Linked DNA regions of Homo sapiens: region 2 is linked to region 1. A link is a loop called in an ENCODE intact Hi-C map of the cell type or tissue named here. Cell type or tissue: GM12878. All regions are shown on one strand. Each heading gives the region's core, and the rest is flanking DNA. Links, peaks and the distances in the headings are about the cores only. Region 1 overlaps LINC02703 (long intergenic non-protein coding RNA 2703). Region 2 has its middle 77 kb from the start of LINC02703.

Evidence for each region. A loop is a pair of places that touch in the nucleus more often than their neighbours do. Peaks named below come from ENCODE experiments on the same cell type or tissue, not always from the same donor. Only the 100,000 strongest peaks of a DNase experiment are listed, where the experiment ranks them.
Region 2: a loop joins it to region 1, with 5 times the contacts of the local background. A loop is called at or near these places in 1 of 110 quality-filtered maps.

The regions. Positions count from the first base shown.
Region 1 is chr11:115,923,745-115,926,561 of GRCh38, reverse strand. It overlaps LINC02703 (long intergenic non-protein coding RNA 2703), which reads right to left. Exons shown (of 7, transcript NR_187258.1): 2 at 2,710-2,817. Among named protein-coding and RNA genes, the nearest start is that of LINC02703, 5.5 kb to the right of the region's middle. RefSeq lists an enhancer at 1,265-1,544. In GM12878, for the core only: a CTCF peak has its summit at 1,507; a DNase peak (open chromatin) is centred at 1,261; H3K27ac peaks cover 2,377 bases.
Region 2 is chr11:115,994,924-115,997,740 of GRCh38, reverse strand. No RefSeq gene overlaps it. Among named protein-coding and RNA genes, the nearest start is that of LINC02703, 77 kb to the right of the region's middle. RefSeq lists enhancers at 741-890, 1,414-1,513. In GM12878, for the core only: no CTCF peak of the experiment used is centred there; DNase peaks (open chromatin) are centred at 741 and 1,380; H3K27ac peaks cover 2,133 bases.

The DNA.
Region 1 (2,817 bases), core at 300-2,799:
AAAGACATACCAAGACTGGGTAATTTATAAAGGAAAGAGGTTTAATTGACTCACAGTTCGGTATGGCTGAGGAGGCCTCAGGAAACTCACAATCATGGCAGAAGGGGAAGGGGAAGCAAGCACTTTTTTTCACCAGGTGACAGGACAGAGAAGAGCAAAGGAGGAACTTCCAAACACTTATAAAACCATCAGATCTCATGAGAACTCATTGACTCTCACGAGAACAGTGTAGGGGGAAACTGTCCCCATGATCCAATCACCTCCCTCCCTCAACACTTGGGGATTACAATTCGAGATGAGATTTGGGTGGCGACACAGAACCAAACCATGTCAGCATGTGTTTTCTTTCCACCAAGTGCTTTGCATTCACTATCCACGTGGTCCTACCACATTTTTGTGGAATTGGTTCTATTATTATTGCTTTACTTACTATTACTACTATTTCTACAATGCTTCAATAAAAGAAGGCTCATTGAGTTTTGGGAAACTCCTCAGAGTCCTAAGAGAAGTATGTGGCTGAGTTGGGCATTGAATGATGGCCCAAAGAGGAGGAACCCCTGCACACCCAACCCAACACACACACACACACGTTGTTGTTCATGTACTTTGGTCACTCCTTGGCTTACAAGCCAATAGAACTCTCTTTGGATTTCCAGAATTTTAGAAGCTGAATTTTGCCCACAGTTGAGTCACGGCCAGCTCCCATGAAGCCACATCATTCAGGTCATGGGGTTTGAAAGGCCAGGAAAAGCCACCAGTAGCCACCATCCTGCCCCTACAGCACATTCTGCACATGCACACACACACACACATCCAACACATATTTGCTCTGGACAGGTAGAAAGGCTCTTAGCTCTCTGCTGTCTTTTTCTGTTCTGGGGAATTTGGGCCTAATGAAATGGATACATAAGGAAGACCAGAGTGTGGGGTAAGAGTAGAAACCTGTGGGAAAACGATATGCCATTTCAGCTTGGGCTTTCCTAGGAATAGCTGGTAGGGGCTTTGGATGTGAATGTGAATCATGTTTCTACTGCTCAGAACCCACTGTGGTCCCTGCAGCAGTCTCCAGAAGTTGGCTTTAAGTCTCCTGAGCTCCCCTCTCATGTGCTTAAACTGTGGAAACTCTTTTAACCTCAGAGAATAGAGGGAATTCCCCCTTATAAGGTCCCTGGCAGATGGTTATCCAGTCCCTGTTTAAACCCTTCTAGTAACGGGGCTTTCCCTGCCTCATTTCTGAACTATGTATGAGTAGGCATATGCTACTCTCATAATCCTGGCCAATGGTTCTACAGTCCCTGTTTAAACCCTTCTAGTAATGGGGCTTTCCCTGCCTCATATCTGACCTATGTATGAGTAGGCATGCATGATGAATGGCTACCGGCTGTTTCTCTGAACTTCTCATCCTGAGACACAAAGGGAATCCCCTCCAAAGTTCCCCCTGTCCAAAATTCTCTCCCAGCAGCCTCAGTTATGAGACATCCCACCAAGACACAGTTATAGCTCCACAAGGCTACCTCAGTGTGCAAGGGAAGGACTGGAGAGTGAGGAGAAAGAAGAGAGGGGAGGGGAAGGAAGAGGAAGCAAACCCGCCTCCCTGCCCCTCGATGTCTTTTGCAGCTGGAAAATGTTGGGGGTGTGGAGGGTGGGAGGTTCTGCCACAGAAGGAGGTTTTGAAGCCTCACGTGATAATAAGAAAAGATGGATCATCTCCAAGTAGATCACCCCTGCCCACAGGTTCTTCTGGAGAGTGGTACAGTGCAGTGGCTGAGTGTGGGCTTGGGAATCACATGACGCTGGCTTGGAGATCCAGCCTTGCAGCTTACTTAGTTCTATAAATTCTCTGAACCTCAATTGACTTCTTTGAAACATAGAAATAATAATACTACATTATACAGTCATTGAGGATTAAATAAGATAATTAATGTAAAGTGCCAGGCACAGGCTTGGAACATAGAAGGTGCTCCATACATAGTAATTATTATTATTAAGCCCAGAAAGCTCTGTCATTCAGGAATAAAAGACTAAAAATAATGATAATAGCTACGTGCCGTGGCTTACACCTGTAATCCCAGCACTTTGGGAGGCTGAGGCAGGAGGATCACTTGAGGCTGGGAGTTCAGGATCAGTTTGGGAAACATGGTGAGAGCCTGTCTCTATAAAAAATAAAAAAATTAGCTGGGGGTGGTGGCATATGCCTGTGGTCCCAGCTATTCAAGAGGCTGATGTGGGAAGATCACTTGACCAGGGAAGGTCAAGGCTGCAGTTAGGTATGATTGTGCCACTGCACTCCAGCCTTGGCAATAGAGCAAGACTGTGTCTCAAGTAATAATAATTAATACTACTAATAATAGCAGCTAACATTTACAAGATGTTTATGATGTACCAAGTATTCTTCTAAGAATTGTATCTGTTAACTAATTCTAATTCTAACAACAACCTTGTGAGGCTGCTACTATTATTTCTCTCATTTTACATATGGAAAAGCTGAGGTGTAGAGAGCTTTAAAAAACCTGCTCAACTCTATACAACGGGTAGAAGGGTACGGTGGGCACTACGTACAGCTGGGCAACGTTGGAAAATCCCTTCCTCTCTCTGGGTCTTAGTGACTACTTCTGTAAAGTGGGGAAATTGATCTATTAATATTTCCTGGGTTATCATGAGTATTAACTAAAATTGTGGATAAAAATGGTCAAGCATAATGTCTGGTACCTGGTAGGTGCTCAAATAAATGTGGATGTCCCTTTCAGGGGGCCATCTCTTCTTTTTCACCTTCTGGCCACTCTTTATCCATTTCCTGCTGGAATAGAATGCTGTAAG
Region 2 (2,817 bases), core at 56-2,555, 71 kb before region 1:
AGAAATTGAATAGGTGAAAAGGTAGAGTCAGAAAGTGGGCTCAGCAGAGGCACGCCTACCAGTCACTGGCATCCTGGGATGAGCATGGGGGAGAATTAATGTGATAGTGAGAAGCCCAGAAATAATAAGGAGAATTTGGTTTGCTTGCCTTGAAGAATAGAAAATGTAAGGATACGTGATGGCTCTCTTCAAATCTTTGACAGCTACTCCCAGGGGAACAGAAATTAGCCAATTTATTTCTGTATTCTGAGTTTCCCAGAGGTCAGAACTAAGACAAATATAAGGAAGACTTTTTTTTATCCATTAGACATGTCTAAAAATGGAGCAAGCTGCCTAAAGAAGTAGTGAGTACCTTGTCACAGGAAATGATCAAGCAGGGCAATTGGTAGGGTATATTACAGAGGGAATCCAAGAATTAGACCAGGTAATTTTTCTGGCACTTAAGATTCTGTTATTTTCTGCTGGATTCTGTCCCATTGAATTTGAGATAACAGTGCAATTTTCAGATGCAGTGTCCAGGAGCTGGAGTTCCTGGACATAAAGCCAACGAGACCTCTCAGGGACAAAACTGTACTCTGAGTGTTGGGTGCCCAAGCCCAGTACTGTTTACATTATACCATAGTTATCCCAAAGAAAACAGCCAGTGACAAAAAGTGGCAGTGCTGTGTTGAGTCATCTCCGTGACTTCTCGAACCCCAGGAGGGTGTCAGGAGGCCATGAAGAAAATGCCCCACAGCAGCTTTCCTTCCCCTTCTTAGCTTCAGAAGATGACCTCACTGTGTTTTCCTCCAACAATAGGGTGTTCCTCAAGTTCTCTTTTCTCCAGCACAGCGTTTCTTCTGCCTTTACACCCTCAAAGGCCCTCTGTCTTGCTGTGACATAGTCCTCCACATGTGTTCTTGGTCCCATTTCCCTTCTCCCCCTTCTAGGATCTTCCTCCATCTCTCTTGGTAACCAATCTTTGCTTTTTATTGGTTCTAAACATTTATAAGTATTTTTATCCTAGAACAAAAAAGTCCCTAAAATTACTAGTCAGCCTCCATTCACTCAAATTTGTAAAGTGGATGCTCTAGTCTTGTTGCCCTTGACCTTGGCCACATCCTTGCACCTCACACCTTTCTTACAGTCCAACTTCAACCCCAAGGTGCTTTTCTGAAAGACAACCATGTAACACAGCAGAAACAGAATATGATTTGAGATCAGAAGGCCTGGATCAGTTTCTGGATCAGCCACTTACTATCCGAACCTCGCTTTCTTCATCACATTTGTTATGAGCATCAGATGAGCTAATAGATGAGGAAGACGTTTTCTCCCCATGAACTGAAAAACACTGTACAGTTGTTAGTGTTAGTGAAACTGCTGTCACAGAGATGATCAGTGATGTCTTTCACCACCTGCTTCAAGGGCCTTTTCTCGGTTCTCCATCTCATAGTGTCTTGGCCACATTTGAACTTGCTGTGCCCTCCTTTGTGAAACTCTTTACTTCCATGGTTTCCTTTTCATTTGTTTCTAAGAAATTAACATCTCATTTCCAGTTTCCTCTCTGCATCCTCTTTCTCCCGCAACATCCAGATTCCTATAAGTTGTCTTCCCTTTTCTGCTGTTCCTCCTTTACTTCCAAGTGAGGGAATAATCACCCTTCCATGGATTCAACTATCTCTTCTGGATGCATAACCAATTCACATTTCTCTCCCAAGTTTTGGTCCCGGATTTAAAACCCTGCTGGATTTCTCCTCTGGTTTTCCTGCCAGGATCTCAAATTCTTTATTGTTGTCACAAGATAAATCAATGCATCTTTGCAGAGCCTCTGACAAAGTGGTTTGAAAAGGCCAGGGACTGAAATATTATTGGCCAGCCCTGCAAAGGAGTGCACTTATCATCAGGGCCCATCTCCCAAATGCCAATCAGAGAGAACAATTCCTTTTATGTAAACTTCATGTTGTAAATTATAGTATCTGCATGCCAAGTAGAGGATGGTAATATTCACTCCCATGAGTCTCTGGGTATTGCTAAAGCATTTTATGAATTGACAACTCTCCCATATTATCCATCTCTCTGGGTTCTATATTCTTGGTTTTGGAAACTGTCAATGGCCAAAGTCTATAAGCTGAGTTCCTGGGTCCTTCCCAAACCCTCCTTGATGGGTAAACAAGGTGATCATCAAAAGAGTAATAAGACCAATTCTTATCAGATTTCTTTTTCCTGGTCTGAGCCAAGAGAAACCACCCATTTAGTCCAACTGGCCCAGAAATTCTGTCCTTTTAATATTTTGAGTTGTATTAAACTATAAAAAATCTCTTCTTTATATCATAGCAAATATATGTGATCTATCTGTGTTTCCCTCTACTGGTCTCTTTAATTTATGTTAGTGGTAGATGTTTAATAAATGTTAGTTTTCTTTCCCTATTTCCCCTTTCTCTATCAGACTGCCAGAGCCATGAGGGGAGGGACTTAGTATTTCTCATTTTTGTACCCCTAATGCCATGCCTTATTCATCCACACATACACATACACACACACACACACACACACACACACACACAGTTAAATTGAACTTATTAAAGTAAGTATAAAATATCTATGTGGGTGGTGTGGGAATATCCAATTTTTAAACAGTATCAAGAAGGATAAGGTATGATGTCTTTTGCATTGACTGGTGGGGCGTATTATCCATATAATATATCATGGTTGTGTCTGAATGTAGCACTTCTGATCCCCAACCTGTAGCTCCAGAGAACCTTCTCTAGTCTCATCATCTTGTGTCTAACCCCTTAGCATTGACCAGGACCCATTCCCTACTTGCCCCTCAGTATGGCC